Linked DNA regions of Homo sapiens: region 2 is linked to region 1. A link is an interaction called in ENCODE POLR2A ChIA-PET data of the cell type or tissue named here. Cell type or tissue: GM12878. All regions are shown on one strand.

What was found. Peaks named below come from ENCODE experiments on the same cell type or tissue, not always from the same donor. Only the 100,000 strongest peaks of a DNase experiment are listed, where the experiment ranks them.
Region 2: POLR2A ChIA-PET joins it to region 1 with 10 read pairs; 3 of 35 experiments call an interaction of 5 or more read pairs at or near these places.

The regions. Positions count from the first base shown.
Region 1 is chr12:108,563,112-108,571,111 of GRCh38, forward strand. It overlaps ISCU (iron-sulfur cluster assembly enzyme), which reads left to right. Exons shown (of 5, transcript NM_213595.4): 2 at 1,168-1,281; 3 at 2,210-2,320; 4 at 4,079-4,157; 5 at 5,720-6,257. The coding sequence ends at 5,805. Among named protein-coding and RNA genes, the nearest start is that of ISCU, 4.5 kb to the left of the region's middle. RefSeq lists a silencer at 665-714 and enhancers at 3,356-3,405, 5,825-5,974. In GM12878, CTCF peaks have their summits at 616 and 7,835; DNase peaks (open chromatin) are centred at 590, 3,070, 5,090, 5,930 and 1 weaker place; H3K4me3 peaks cover 3,389 bases; H3K27ac peaks cover 8,000 bases.
Region 2 is chr12:109,070,916-109,078,915 of GRCh38, forward strand. It overlaps USP30 (ubiquitin specific peptidase 30), which reads left to right. Exons shown (of 13, transcript NM_032663.5): 5 at 697-795; 6 at 1,390-1,435; 7 at 2,523-2,617. Among named protein-coding and RNA genes, the nearest start is that of ALKBH2, 19 kb to the right of the region's middle. In GM12878, no CTCF peak of the experiment used is centred here; no DNase peak of the experiment used is centred here.

The DNA.
Region 1 (8,000 bases):
GCGCCTCTCTGAACCTGTTTCCCCAGGTGTAAATGGGGGGCTCTCAGCTGTCCCTTACAAAGGATACTGTGCGTGGAGTCCTGGCATGGTTCCTGGCACATAGGCCCCAGCACGAGGAGACCGTTTCTGTTACTGCTTTAGGAGTGCATAGGGGAGTCAGGCTTGTAACCAACATGCGTAATGTTTTTGTTTTGTTTGGGGGGTTTTTTGGCGGGGAAGGAGGGATAGATTCATAGTCTGCAGCCCCTTGCTGTCTGGTGGCACAAAGTCCCCCAGACGTGAGACTCCCACTCGAGAAACAACTAAAGAATGCCATAAATCAACGTGGCACAAAAGGCCCCTACATTAGATACTATCCTGAGGTCCCTTTTACTTGGAGTCAAAATCCTTAGTCAGATGGGGGGAAAAGGGGACTGGAAGATCGGCGTGCTTACTACTAACCAGTAACCAAACCTCAAGGTTATTAAGGCCTTCTGTGTGCCAGTTCGAATGGATGTTTATTGTGATCTGGCTTCTGCCCTTTCTCCAAGGGCTTCTTCACTCCTCCCCCTCCCGGGGGTGTGTTTTGTTGAGGGTACACCCTGAAGAAACTTGGACTAGCAGCCTTTCAGCAGCCAGGGTGCGCTGCTGCACCAGGGTGATGACAGGCTGTGAAATACGGTAATGGCACTGTTTTTATTTTAAAAGACACATAAACGTACACATTCCATAGCATTGTTCCCTGTGTAACAGTCACCTTAAGGCTTCTAAGAAAGCTTTCCCTCCCTGGGCCATGGTTATTTTTAGAATTTTTAAATAGTAATCATCCTTTGAGGATGGATTTTATTTGAAAATAACAAAACTGCTGTTTGAGCCCAAGTCTGGTGATGTAGGTGGGTGAAAGTCAAGTATTTTTGTAAAAATCCTATGGAACTAAGACATGATTTCACTGATTTTTTTTTCTTCTAGGTATCTCAAATCTGTGAAGTATTGTAGAGGAGACACAAAAGGAATTGGGGGTCACAAATGGTTCTCATTGACATGAGTGTAGACCTTTCTACTCAGGTGAAATTTGGTATTTAGTGATTGCCTGCCAGGTTCAAGATGCTGACCGAGGAGCTTACCATCAAACCAGAGACCAGTACCAATAGAGAGTGAACATGATTTATCTTAACCCTCTCATTTTAGGTTGTTGATCATTATGAAAATCCTAGAAACGTGGGGTCCCTTGACAAGACATCTAAAAATGTTGGAACTGGACTGGTGGGGGCTCCAGCATGTGGTGACGTAATGAAATTACAGGTATGGCTAGTCTTTTTTAATAGTGATAACAATAATCCCTTTAAGTTTACAAAGCACTTGCGCATTTCACTTGGTCTCCATCTTTATTCCTGTGAGATCTCCAAGCATTTCACTTGGTCTCCATTCCTGTGAGATGGGATGAGTCCATGTTAGATATGACTGGAGCAGGGCCTCAATCGTAGCTCTCCTGCTAGGCTAGTGTACTATGCCAACTTTTTCCAAAATAGAAAAGTAATCTCATTTTTGTACTCACTGTATCAGTTTAAATTCTGACTTCAGCCAACTAAAGAGTTTTGTGAATTTTACTGATCAAAGGAAAATCCCAGTGAGCTAGCAGTCCCCAATGAAACAAGAAACACAGTAAATTAAACCTGTCCCCAGATTGGGGGAAACATGAAAATAGTGTCTAGTGCTTTGGGTAAACTGTAGTTGTAGCACCAATCTGCTGCTTCATGGTGAGTGGGCAGCTTGCCAGAGGTCTTCATACCTATCTTGGAATACAGAAACAAAACAGGAGGAAACCACTAAGTGTAATCTGCTGCCCAAGAAAAAAGTATTAACCAGAGACCTTTATTGTGGACTCTGTCAGTGTTTAAAGAGGCCAGATTGCCCCAGCAGCTGTGAGCAGACTTCCACAAATAGAAGTTCATAGCCAAAATGCAGGCCAGAGTCACAAAACAAAAGAATATTGGAGTGGAGGGACATATTTTTCAGCTGATCTTTGTCAGTTGGGCCTGGATAGTTGTCCCTGCATTTCACTTTTCATCACTGAGCTCTTTGAAACAAGGCAAAGTCAGTAATTAATGCCATCACTTAGTGTGGAAAGCAAGCCCAAAGCCCTTGGGGAAGGCCCTGGTGAACCTTCGTGAGTGCCAGGTTCCAGAGGGTGGTCCCAGGACTCACCACTTAACTCTTGTCTCTTTTCTAGATTCAAGTGGATGAAAAGGGGAAGATTGTGGATGCTAGGTTTAAAACATTTGGCTGTGGTTCCGCAATTGCCTCCAGCTCATTAGCCACTGAATGGGTGAAAGGAAAGACGGTAAGGTGGCTCACAAATCTAATGGGTCAAAAACAAGTAACCATGACTTTTTTTTAATATTCTAAATTTTTAAAATTTCTCCTATGCAGATGTTGATTATATTATCATTTCTTCAAATTGGGAATTATGGATCATTCTACTAGGTGTTGTTTGGGTTTTTTTCTTGTTGATCATTTTTATTTTTTTGTTTGTTTGGGTGTTAATTACATATAAAAAAGATCCTCACCTGTCCCTCTAACAAAATAGAATTTAAAAGAAATCTTTGGCTTTCTCTAAGGTTACCAGTGCTCTTATAATTTCTCAAGTCAGAGAGTTGTTATAAGGTAGTTATTTTCTTGTTTATTTCCTCTCATGTTTCAGGAAGGGTTCTAGGTGGCTTTCAAGAATTGGTGAAATAAACTAGCCTGTGTTAAAAGAGGGATTAAATAATCAAAAAGACAGCAAGGGTGGGGGCAAAGTGAACAACGAAATCAGAACAGTGATCCAGGTGGCTGATCGCAAGCCCTCTAAAGGCAGAGATAATAAAGAGCTAGAACTTCTTTTTCATCCCTTTGTCTCCCAAGTGTCTTTCCCTGGTAGCTGCAGAGGTCAAAGGTCCCAAACACAGTGAAGAGCTGGACTTTCTAAAATCCAGTTGCTGTCAAAACCTCTCAGAAAAGCCAACCAGCAAGGCACTCATCTTTGCTGCCCCAAGGGACCAGGTTCAGGGAGCTGAGTCACAGAGGAGCATGCTTGGAAGCTGGCCAGCTCCACAGCAGAGCAGTTTGCCAGGCCACGTGCCACCTGCTTCCTGTGGCTCACGGCCTTCTGGCTGGCAAGCCCCTGTGGGCCAGGAAGCTCAGACCTAACCTGCTGTGGCAGGAGGTAGCTCTGAAGTGATTTGTCAGGAACTGTCCTCAGGTGAAGGGAGAAATGAGACAAGGCACTTTTGCTCCCAGAACCTGGCCCTTAGGGGACTGTGAATTGTGATCAGAAAATGGGAGAGAGGACATTTCTTTAACCTTGAGATCTCCCATCTGAGTTTCAGGAGCAGAACCTGAATCAACCAAGAAGGGTTAGCAGAATTGGGAAACTGAATGATAGACATAGTCAAAGAGTCTGGCTGTTGGGAAATCTGGTTTTCTGTAAGGCAGTGGGGCACTGTTCTACATGGGCAAGGATCTGCCTGCCTCACATTATCCCCCAGGGCTGTCAACCAGACCCCAGGCATCCTCTTTAGTTGATCTGGAGGAGATGCTCCTATAGGCAAAGGGGACACCAAAGAGAGCATTCGGCCTGACTCGGCTGTGCCACTGCCACTGTGCTACTTACCTGAAATCTTCCCAACCTCTCTGATGCCATTCGGCACTTCTAGTCAAAAGGATTTAGGCTAACATTTGGTATGAGGACATCGGAGAAGCTGATATTCACAAAACCAGCATAGGAAATCACTACCTTTTAAGGAAGAGATTCCTGTTACAGGCCACAAGCAGATCCCTAAGAGACTTCTCACAGGTTCCACTCCTGACTTAGAGAAGTGTCTGGGCTGTCTTTGCTTACCCAAGCCAGGCAGTGCAGCTGTGTATACTTCATGCTTGAGAATCCCAGCTGCAGCTTTGATAAAGTGGGAGTCCTGAGAAGACCCTTAGCCGTTTGAGTTATTAAACAGAAATCATCCCCACCAACCCTGAGAGCCTCTTTGGCCTCCCTTTTTTATTGGCTGGCCCTCACAAGATAAAGTGTTGCTAAAACTGCCCATCTTTCCATTATGCCTCTCAGGTGGAGGAAGCCTTGACTATCAAAAACACAGATATCGCCAAGGAGCTCTGCCTTCCTCCCGTGAAACTGCACTGCTCCAGTAAGTCTCTGCTCTCCATACCAGTCAGCTGGGACATTTGGCAGTAATTTCAACTTGGTTTGCAACAGTCCTTTTAGATCATGGAGCCCACGTTTGTAACCCTCAGAATTAGAGCTCATGAGTCTGTCCTTATAACCTGCAGAGGGTTAGAGCCCCCATGGTCTCACATTCATCCCTAAGAGAATCATGCCAGAAGGAGGTATGCACCAGCCATCATACTGAGCACTTCATGGGCGTAATTTCTAAACCTCACAAATATCCTTGAGTGCACAGTAGATGTCATTACTTCCCTCTTATGGATGAGGAAGCTAAGGCTTGGGTTGAGACGCCCACATCACATGGCTAATAAGTGGAAGAGCCAGAATTTAAGCTCCAATCTTTGATTTCAGAATCTGTGCTGTTTCCAGCAGAGGAGAAAACTCAGCTTTCGCCATAATCCTGTTTCCTGTGTATTTCTTCACTTCCTGTCTGGATGGTATTCCTGTCGGGGTCTGCATCTGTATATATGGAACAACTAAGCCCAGTTGTACAATGTCCCCCTCCCTGCTATCCTAAAAAAAAGCCCAGATGCCTTAAGACTTGTACTTGGCTTTCCAGTTTGGTCTCTGTATTAAATCTAATGCTTTTTCCATCATTTCTTAACCTTCTCAGGGAAAGAAGGAATGAGAAACATTAGCCTTAATGCATCGATGGAGGTTTACTAACCAAATTAGTTAAAAATCAGCAGAGAGTCAGGCCTCTTGCCAAGGTAATACTCACAGCAGAAGAGCCAGGTGCCGGGGCAGACACACTAACTCATTCTTCAGGAAGCCTGGTCAGACCTAAGTTCTTTCCACTTGATCTGGAATTTTAAGTACCCATAAAGAAAGGTCATCACTTGTAAACATTTTCACATGGTTTCAGGAAATCCCCAGCCCTTTTATTAGGCCTTTTTAGGTACTGAAACCTTTAGCTGATGTTCTCTGTTATTTGCTTGCTTTCTGCTGTCATTCCAGCTCTCTCAGTTTTTATTTTCCCCATAGCCTCACTTTGAATATTGACTCCTAAATAAAAGTGGTCAAACTCTCGATCACTAGAGGGTGATGTGGCAAATGCCATCCCATCAACAGATTGACATGATCTTTTTTCCAAAGGGCATGTCAACTTTTTTATCATGACAAGATTTTGTCCAAAGCTAGACTTTGATGGGAGCAGGCAAGAAGTAACATTTCCTGTGTCCCTACTATGTGTCAGACATCTTCTGTAAGTCCCCACACTATCCTGGCAAGAAAAGCATGATTATCCCAGTTCTATAGAAGAGAAAGTAGGGTCAAAGAGGCTAAGGAACTAGCCTGGGATCACAGATTTTTAACCCTAGTCTGTCTCCAGGATCACCCGCAGGAGTAACTCAGCTCAGGAAGCAGCTGCTGACGTGCCCAGCAACTCCTCACCCCAGCTTTCTGGCTTGGTTACTCCATTAGTCCCCACCAGCACCACTTCCTCCCAGCTCTTAAAGATTCTATTCCCAAGTCCATTTCTTTCACATCTAGAAACTTAGGCTTCTTTCCTTCCGTTACTTCCAGTGCTGGCTGAAGATGCAATCAAGGCCGCCCTGGCTGATTACAAATTGAAACAAGAACCCAAAAAAGGAGAGGCAGAGAAGAAATGAGCCCTCCCTCGGCGAAGCCTCCAGCAGGCCACACCAGCTGTTTCCCACCTGCTGTGCAGTCACCTTAGATGTTCAGAAGCCGCTTCCTCTCCACTGAAGAGCTATGAGATACGCACAATACTTGCTGTTCACGTTATGACTCTCATGCAAGCAAAATACACAGTTTCATTGTTCTGAATCCTGTGGTTTCTTTCAGCCCACTTTTATCGCCTTAACCTAGTTAATGTATATTTTGAATTGTGTGTATGACCTCAGAACTGAAATTGATAATGAAGTTGCAAGTTTTGATAGCCCGTGAAGTGCATAAGTATCTAATTTTACCTGAATTGATTTGGGGGGAAATTACCAGTAGAATGCCTTGGTCTGAATATTTGATAGAACCAATTGTTGTACATAAAACAGATTGCGCATATATATATATGTATAAAAAATAATAAAATAATGGAAGATGATGGTGTTCTCTAGTAAGCCTTGTCTCTTGGGCCCATCATTCACCCTGAAGTGGTGCCCAAAGCCCCTTGGGGTTCCCAGAGGTTGGACCGCAGTGACATACACAGCTCTCCAAGCAAACAAAGACAAATATACGTAATATTTTTTGGAACAAGGATGAAAGGAGATGATTATCGCTTGTCATTGTTCTTTGTGTGATAGTAGTTGAAAGCTCAAAGTAAGTCTTGAAGATTCTTTCTGTAATTTCACTGGTTGCTCAAATCTAAAAAGCATTAGCTTGGCACCCTAAAGCGGTAGACCAGATACATGAAGAGCACCTCGGGAATGAGTTTAAAATGCGGATTTCTAGGCCCAAGTTTCTGACTTCTGTCTGGGCAGGTAATTCCAGAGCCCCTGACTTTTAAGAACCTCTTGGGTTTTTTGTGGTCGTAGATGAGCCAAACTTTAGGGAAGAAACTTCTGAATGCTGTGTTCTGCATAGATGTAGTATCTTAAGTGGTTCATTCTGAACTATCTGTACCTGCATAGTACACCTAAGGTTGTTTAAAAAACATTCATCCAGCCGGGCGCAGTGGCTCACACCTGTAATCCCAGCACTTTGGGAGGCCAAGGCGGGTGGATCACGAGGTCAAGAGTTCAAGACCAGCCTGGCCAAGGTAGTGAAACCCCATCTCTACTAAAATTACAAAAATTAGCCAGGCATGGCGGCACGCACCTGTAATCCCAGCTGCTCGGGAGGCTGAGGCAGGAGAATCACTTGACCTGGGAAGTGGAGGTAGCAGTGAGCCAAGATCACACCAGTGCACTCCAGCCTGGGAGACAGAGCAAGACTCCGTCTCAAAGCCAAACAAACAAACATTCATCCCTGGCTTGGGCATAAGTCTAAGCACGGGCCCTCCTACCCTGATGTCTCCCTATTTTTAGCTACCCATAGTCATGCAAATCTCAATAAAGGATGCCCTATCTTCTAGTGAAAATGGGTTATTGAAATATTGACTGCCATAGTCTCAAATGTTCAGCTTCAAAAGTAAGATGTGTTTGTTTTTTCTGGTGGTGGTTTTTTTGTTCAGGTATAGGCTGGCTGCCTCTTAAATATACCTCCCTTGTTTTTTTTGTTGTTTTTTGTTTTTTTGTTTTAATGCTCTGGGTTCTGGTGGAGGGCACAGAACTTCAAAGACTGTTCCTTCTGTAGTCTGTGAAGGCAGCCACAGACCAGGGCCTTTATAGGAATCTCAAATTAGAACCCTGGGTAGAACCATGTAAAATTGTCCTGTGTGGCATGTTCTGCAATTTAATTCACAGTCCCTCTAGACTGAGCTTGTCTCTCCCTTCTTTATTACATGTGGCACCACCACAATTCCCCACCACTTTTCTTTGTGATTTTTTTAATTTAAATGAGACATTTCTGTCCCAGTGAACATCCTCAGAGTTGAACATCAGGAGGAGCTTATAAACAAAGCAATATTCCCAGAAGAGCCCAAGTCTCTAAACGTGGTTGTACTGCTAAAACAAATGGATATTTTTTAAATTCACATTAAAGACACTCTTTCCCCAAACAAATCTAGTTTGAGCCACATGAGGGCATCATGTGCCCTTCAGTGAACTCAAGTCTAGGGGTTTTTGCAGCCTCCAAATAGGTCTTAGCATCTCTAAATAAACCTGTCCATGGAAAACCTCCACAGATAAGTTAAAATGGTCTGTCAAGCACCTGTGCTCTGTTCCAGGCCCTTACATCTGTAATCCTG
Region 2 (8,000 bases), 510 kb after region 1:
AAACTTTCATACAATGGAATATTATTCAGCCTTAAAAAGGAAGGAAATTCTGCAGTATGCTACAACATAGGTGAAGCTTGAAGACGTTATGCCGAGGAAAATAAGCCAGTCACAAAGACCAACACTGTATGATTCCACTTGTGTGAGGTTCCCAGAGTAATCAGATTCCTAGAGAGATAAAGAATGGTGGGTGCCAGGGGTTGGGGAAGGGGAAATGGGAAATCAGTGTTTAACAGATATGGAGTTTCAGCTGGGGAAGATGAGAAAGTTCTGAAGATGGATGGCAGTGATGATTGTACAACAACATGAATGTACTTAATGCCACAGAATCATTCATGTTAAGATGATAAATGTTATGATATGTGTATTTTACCACAATTAACAAAAAACATAATCTTTTGAAATCGGAGTGGAGGTCAAGGCTGTCTCAGTGAAACAGAATGGTCTCATAGACTGCTGGCGTGAAGGCAGCCACCTGGCTTTCTCTCCTGCTCTCTGCTCCTGGACCTCTTGCTTGAGGGTCTTCACTCGTGACAGTGTCCAGGACATAACTGTTTTCTTTAATGAGCTGGGCCTTGAGAAGGTAGAAAGCAAATTCTACCCACATTCACTGTAGGGTGTCTGCCCGAGGTGGGTAGTTCTGATCTTGCTCTTGCCTCTTCCAACCTCTCTAAAGAATGCTTTGCCCTATGACAGGATGCTCACGAATTATTCCATGTCATTACCTCGTCATTGGAAGATGAGCGAGACCGCCAGCCTCGGGTCACACATTTGTTTGATGTGCATTCCCTGGAGGTAAACCATTAATATTTCCAACACGTTCTGTGCAGCTTGTGCATATTTAATAAGTATAGGGGAGGCAAGTGTAATCTTTGTACAACTTTAAAAGTAAGATTCAGTAAAAATCAGTGGTGGGAATGAGGCCAGGGGAGGGTCTTAAAACTACATGCTTTGCAGTTGGTGATCTGATTAGGGATGTCAAGGCTCTTTCAAATGATTCATTGCTGCAATTTGTGTTGGCTTTGAGAATAAAGAATGTGTTATTTTTTCCTGTTTAATACAGGGGAACAGGGGCCATAGGAATGCTAAGTGAGCCCTCATTTCCCTGTAACAGTATAAATATCGGAGGAGTTGACAAAAGTTAACCAGTAAGGATGAAAATATTCTGGAGAGAAGAAATATGTTTCTATTGCATTTGATGAAAGAATATTCATAGTATCCAGCCAGATAGGCTAATTGAGGCTACCTTTAGAAACCTGAGCTTTGTTAAAAGTTGATTTTTAGTGGTGTAATCAACGTAGAAACTTGTAAGGTTTAGGGGTGGGGTGAGGGTGGTGAAAGGGATTATAGTAAGGTTTTCAGTCTGTTTTTTTTTTTTCTCCCCTACAGCAGCAGTCAGAAATAACTCCCAAACAAATTACCTGCCGCACAAGAGGTAGCTGTTTTCCATTGAAATATAACACATAAGATGTGGACTTTTAAGATATGATAATAATTTGCTTGTTTTAAAAAGATTTTTTTCTGGTGACATACAGGCCAGCTTGAAGTGTGATGTGCTTGCAAAGGAACTTGTATTTTGGAAATAGCTTTAAATAGATTCTCTTGGTGTTCCCTTGCACCCCAGCCCAGCTGACTTTTCTTGAAACTGGCTTATTTGTACTTCAAACAAGGGCTTTCTTTTTACCTTTTTGAATTGATCCTGGGAAGAACATAATGAGCTGAATCTGTCGTGTCCTCAGCATTTCCAGTGCTGCCAAATTCTATTGCATATTACCACAGTCATCCTTAGGAGGAAATTGTTGTTTTCTTAAGACTTAAAAAATAAGATTAGCATATTAATTCCTCTGTGTAGTAATAGGAACAAATATTTTTTGAGCCCATGCTGTTTGCCAGGCATTGCATTATCTCATTTAAGCCTCATAACAACTCTACAAAGTTGATGATACTGGAGTTAATGGGATAATAACTATCCCAATTTTCCGCACACTGAGGCTTGTAGAGATTAAAGGCATTCCCAGGTCAGGTAGTGAATAAGAAGCACAGCCAGAGCTGATCCCTGGGCTGCACAACTCCAGAGCCCAGGTTTCTCACTTATGTTCTTTCCATTAAACCCCATTCTAGCCAAAGAAAGGCCTAGTTATTCAGAACTTGCTTATTCTGTTTATTTCAGAAGATTTTATCTCGCTTTATGGAATGTTCACTTGTGGTATCCTTCTTTTGACATCTCAAACATTTTAAGCATATGTTTGTAAAAAGACATTATTCAACACAAATTCCTTTTTAAAATGTGGCTCTACCCATTATACAGAAACCGTATATAAAGATAGATCTGTGTAAATTCTCCTATGAAGGAATGGGATGTCTTTTGGATGGAAGTCAATGAGGAAAGCTATTTCAATGTACTTTTCAAGAATATTTTTTCTTAAGAGGTAGTTTCTACCACATGCTAGAAAGGAAGATGAATGTTGAGCTTGGTGCCAAAGGGCTAAAAGTGACATATCAAAAAACTTTTTGCATTCCAGGGTCACCTCACCCTACATCCAATCACTGGAAGTCTCAACATCCTTTTCATGGAAGACTCACTAGTAATATGGTCTGCAAACACTGTGAACACCAGGTAAATACAATACCAACACTTGATATTTCCGGGAGAGGTTTTCCAAAAGTTAGGATTCTTGAAAGGACCTAGAGAGTGGGCTGACATCGGTCACTGGTGTTAGAGACTACCTGGCCTCTGCACACTAGTGGACTGACTACCCCACTTTGGTCAGTGTCAGCATGTCATTTGAGGTCAGATGGCATCTTCTGCACCAAGGACAACAGACCCACTGTGGATTGGCAGGCTCTTGAGTCCAGTGGTTGAGTCTATGCTCATGGTGGACACAGTAGATTCTAGGGCTGGTTTTTTCCCCTTTACTTTTGAGGTTTTAAAATAATATTTTATTATGGAAAATTTCCAACATCATACAAAAAGAGAGAATTGTACAACTGTCACCCCAATCCATTTTATTTTATTTTATTTTTTCACAGCCATTACTGACTCCGGGATCAGTCAACTTTATAACATTTTCATTGCCCCCTAAAGAAACTCCATACTCATTAGCAACCTCTCCCCATCCTTTCCATCACCCTACCCTTGTCAACCATGAATCTACCTCTGTCTCTATGGATTTGCATATTCTGGATGCTTCATATAAATGGAATCATGTAATGTGTGGCTTTTTGTGTCTGGCTTCTTTCATTTAGCATAATATTTCCACGTTTCTTCCATATTTTGGCATGAATCAGTACTTTGTTCCTTTTATTACCAAATAATATTGCATTACATGGATCTACAACATTTTTATCCATTCATCAGTTGATGGGCATTTGGATTGTTAACACTTTTTGGCCATTATGAATAATGTTGCTGTGAACATTTACATACAAGTTTTTGTGTGGACATATATTTTCACTTCAGTTGGGTATATACCTCAGAGTAGAATTGCTAGCTTATATGGTAACTCTTTTGTTTAACCTTTTAAGGAACTGCCAGACTGTTTTCCAAAGTGGCTATGCCATTTTTCATTCCCACCGGCAGTGTATGAGGGGTTCCAATTTCTTCACAGCCTCACCCACATTTTGATGTCAGCCCACTCTCTAGGTCCTGTCTAACATTGAGGTTCTAGCCATCCTACTGAGTGCAAAGTAGTATCTCACTGTGGCTTTTTCCCCCAGTTTTATTGAGATCTAATCGACAATAAAAATTGTATATATTTAGGGTGTACAAAGTGAAGATTTGATGTATGACTGTGTGTGTGTGTGTGCACGTGCACCTGTGCTCATATGTGGTGAGAACACTCTCTTAGTATATTTCAAGAATACAATACAGTATTATTAACTGTAGTCACCATGCTGTACGTTAACTCTCCAGAACTTATTCGTCTTATAACTGAAGGTTTGCATCTTTGAGCAACATCTCCCCACCTCCCCAGCCCCTGGCAGCCAGCATGTACTCTGCTTCTGTGAGTTTGACTTTTCTAGATTCCATATAGGTATGAGATCAGGTGGTGTTTATCTTTCTATATCTGGCTTATTTCACATAGCAGATGTCCTCCAGGTTCATCCATGTTGTCACAGATGGTAGGACTTCCTTTTTGATGGCTGAATAATATTCCATTATATGTGTATACCACATTTTCTCATTCATCTGTCTGTGGACATTCCATATCTTGGCTATTGTGAATAATGCTACAATGAAGATTGTTTTGCAGATGTATCTTTGAGATACTGATTTCATTTCCTCTGGATATATACCTAGGAGTGGCATTGCTAGTTCATATAATAGTTCTATTCTTAACTTTTTGAGGAACCTTCATACTGTTTTCCATTTACATTCCCACCAACAGTATGCAAGAGTTGCCTTCTCTCCACACCCTCGGCAACACTTGTTACGTGCTGTCTTTTTTTTTCAGACAGAGTCTCGCTCTGCTGCACCCAAACTAGAGTGCAGTGGTGCCATCTTGGCTCACTGCAACCTCCGTCTCTTGGGTTCAAGCAATTCTCCCACCACAGTCTCCCAAGTAGCTGGGATTACAGGCACCCGCCAACACACCCAGCTAATCTTTTGTATTTTTAGTAGAGATCGGGTTTCACCATATTGGCCAGGCTGGTCTTGAACTCCCAACCTCAAGTGATCCGCCTGTCTCGGCCTCCCAAAGTGCTGGGATTAAGGCATGAGCCACTGTGCCTGACCACATGCTGTCATTTTGGTAATAGCCATCCTAACAGGTGTGCGGTGATAGCTCTTTATGGTTTTATTTGCATTTCCCTGATGATTAGTGATATTGAGTGCCTTTTCATATACCCACTGGCCATTTGTATGTCTTTTTTTTGCAAAGTGTCTGTTCAGCTCCTTTGCCCATTTTTTAATCATGTTACTTTTTCTTTTTTTTTTTTTTTTTGCTGTTGGTCCATATGAGTTCCTTATAAACACTCTTTTAGTGTATTTCAAGTATTCAATTTTGGATATTAACCTCTTATCAGATATATGGTTTGCTAATATTTTCTTTCATTCCATATGTTGCCTTTTCATTTTGTTGATTGTTTCATTTGCTGTGTCATTGCGGTTCTGAGTGACATTACCTTGAAGACTAATATGTTGAATGGTCTTTTTAAAAATAAGGTTCATATATTAAAAGATATGTAAGATATGTTAAGGAACTGTAATCTATAAGTTGACTATTCATCTCTTTTTTCCGTGCATTATTTTGATACTATTGTAAGTGGAATTTAAAAAAATTTATTTTCAAATTGTTTGCCACTAGTATATAGACATACAGCTGTTTATATATTGACCTTATATCTTGAGATTTTTGTAAACATTCATTTATTACTTCTAGAAGCTGTAGAAGTTTTGTTATGTATTCCTTAGCATTCTCTGTGTATGCAAACAGTCATGTTGCTTATGAATAGAAATAGTTTTAGTTCTTCCTTTCCAACCCAATCTTTATTCCTTTTTTTTTTTTTTCTTTGCCTTATTATCCTGGCTAAGACTTATGGTACAAAGTTAAATAAGAGTGATGATGGCAGACATCTTTGCTTTGTTTCAAATCTTCTGAAGCAAGTATTTGGTGTTTTATAATTAAGTATGATATTAGCTTTAGGTTTTAGTATACCTCTTTATCATACTGACAAACTTCCCTTCTGTTCCTAGTTTGCTGAGAATTTTTGTAATGAATAGTGATTGGATTTTGTCAGTTTTTTCTGCATCCATTGAAATGATCATATTTTAGTCTTATTCTGTTGACTTGGTGAATTACAGTGATTGATTTTTTCTTTTTTTTTTTTTTTTTGAGACGGAGTCTTGCTCTGTCGCCCAGGCTGGAGTGCAGTGGCGTGATCTCGGCTCACTGCAAGCTCCACCTCCCAGGTTCACGCCATTCTCCTGCCTCAGCCTCCCGAGTAGCTGGGACTACAGGCGCCCGCCACCACGCCCGGCTAATTTTTTGTATTTTTTAGTAGAGACAGGGTTTCACCGTGTTAGCCAGGATGGTCTCGATCTCCTGACCTCGTGATCCGCCTGCCTCAGCCTCTCAAAGTGCTGGGATTACAGGCATGAGCCACTGTGCCCAGCCAGTGATTGATTTTTCTAATGTTAAACCAACCTTTCTGGGATAAACCCCACTTGATCATGATGCTTTATTGTTTTTATATATTATTGAATTTGATTTGCTAATATTTCCTAAAGGATATTAGTATCTGTGTTTATGAGGAATATTGTTCTTACACTTTTCTTCTCTTGTGATGTCTTTGTCAGGCTTTGTTATAAGGATTATACTAGCCTCATAAAATAGGCTGGAAAATGTTCCTTCCTCTGTTTACTGAAAGATTTTGTTTAATATTGGTATTATTTCTTGCTTGTTTGCTAAAATTTGTCTTTTCTTTAGCTCTATTTCTGCTAATTTTTTTTAAACTTTGTTATTGGATACAAGCATATGTATTATGATGAGTTAACTCATCTTGTCATGATAAATTGTCCCTCTTCATCTCTGCTAAGACTCCTTGACTTGAAGTCTATTTGAATGATTCATTTTTAATCTAGCTAATGTTTATTTGGTCATTTCTTTCTGTCATTTTCGGCCTTTGTATTTAAAGTGTGACTTTGTGGACAGCATATAATGGGTCTTGCTTTTTTAACTAGCTTGACAATCTTTTAGTTGGAATGCTTAGTCCATTTACATTTAATGTAAGTATTGATGTGATTAGATTTAGGTCTGCCATTTTACCATTTGTTTTCTGTTTGTCTTACATATTTTCTTGTTCCTCTGTTCCCCCTTCACTGGCTTCTTTCAGGTTAATGGAATACTTTTTAGTATTCCATTTTAATACCTTTGTTGGCCTTTTAGCTTTACTCTTGTGTGTTTGTGTTGGGGGGGGAGGGTGTGTGTGAGAGATTACGTTATGCAGTTTTACCTTATCACATTCTATTTAGAGTTAATATTATACTTCATGTAAAATCCTGGAATATTACAAAAGTATAGTTCTGTTACCCCAGCCTTTGTGCTATTATACATACATTATAAACCTCACAATACTGTGTCATAGTTTTTGCTTTAAAGAGTTATATGTGTTTCATTTCATTTCCTTTGGATATATACCTGGAAGTGGTATTGCTAGTTCATACAGTAGTTCTGTTCTTAACTTTTTGAGGAACCTCCTCCGTACAATTTTCCATAATAGCTGCACCAGCCAGGTGCTGTGGCTCACGTCTGTAATCCCAGCACTTTGGAAGGCTGAGACGAGTGGATCACGAGGTCAGGAGTTCAAGACCAGCATGGCCAACATGGTGAAACCCCGTCTCTACTAAAATTACAAAAATTAGCTGGGCCTGGTGGCGGGCGTCTGTAATCCCAGCTACTCGGGAGGCTGAGGCAGGAGAATGGCTTGAACCCAGGAGGCCGATGTTGTGGTGAGCCGAGATCACGCCACTGCACTTCAGTCTGGGCGACAGAGTGAGACTGAGTCTCAAAAAAAAAAAAAAATAGCTGCACCAGTTTACATTCCCACCAGTAGTATGCAAGAGTTGCCTTCTCTTAAGAGGCTGAGGCAGGAGAATTGCTTGAACCTGGGAGGCAGAGGTTGCAGTGAGCCGAGATCACACCACTGCATGCCAGCCTGGGCGACAAAGCGAGACTCCATCTCAAAAAAAAAAAAAAGAGTTGCCTTCTCTTCTACTAATTAATTAATAGAAAAATATGTTTACCATTTTTCTTGTTCTCAGTCTTTCTTGTAGATCAAAATCCATTTGATGTTTTTTCCCTTTTGGCCTAAAAACTTCCTTTTAACATTTGTTATAGGTGTACTGCTGACAGATACACTTAGATTTCATGTATATGAAAATGTTTTTGTCTTGCCTTCATTTTTGAAGAATACTACTGCTGGATATAGAACTTTGGGTTGACAGTGTTGCCGTGGTTTTGCTTTGGTTTATTTTAAATTCATCACTTTAAGGACATTGT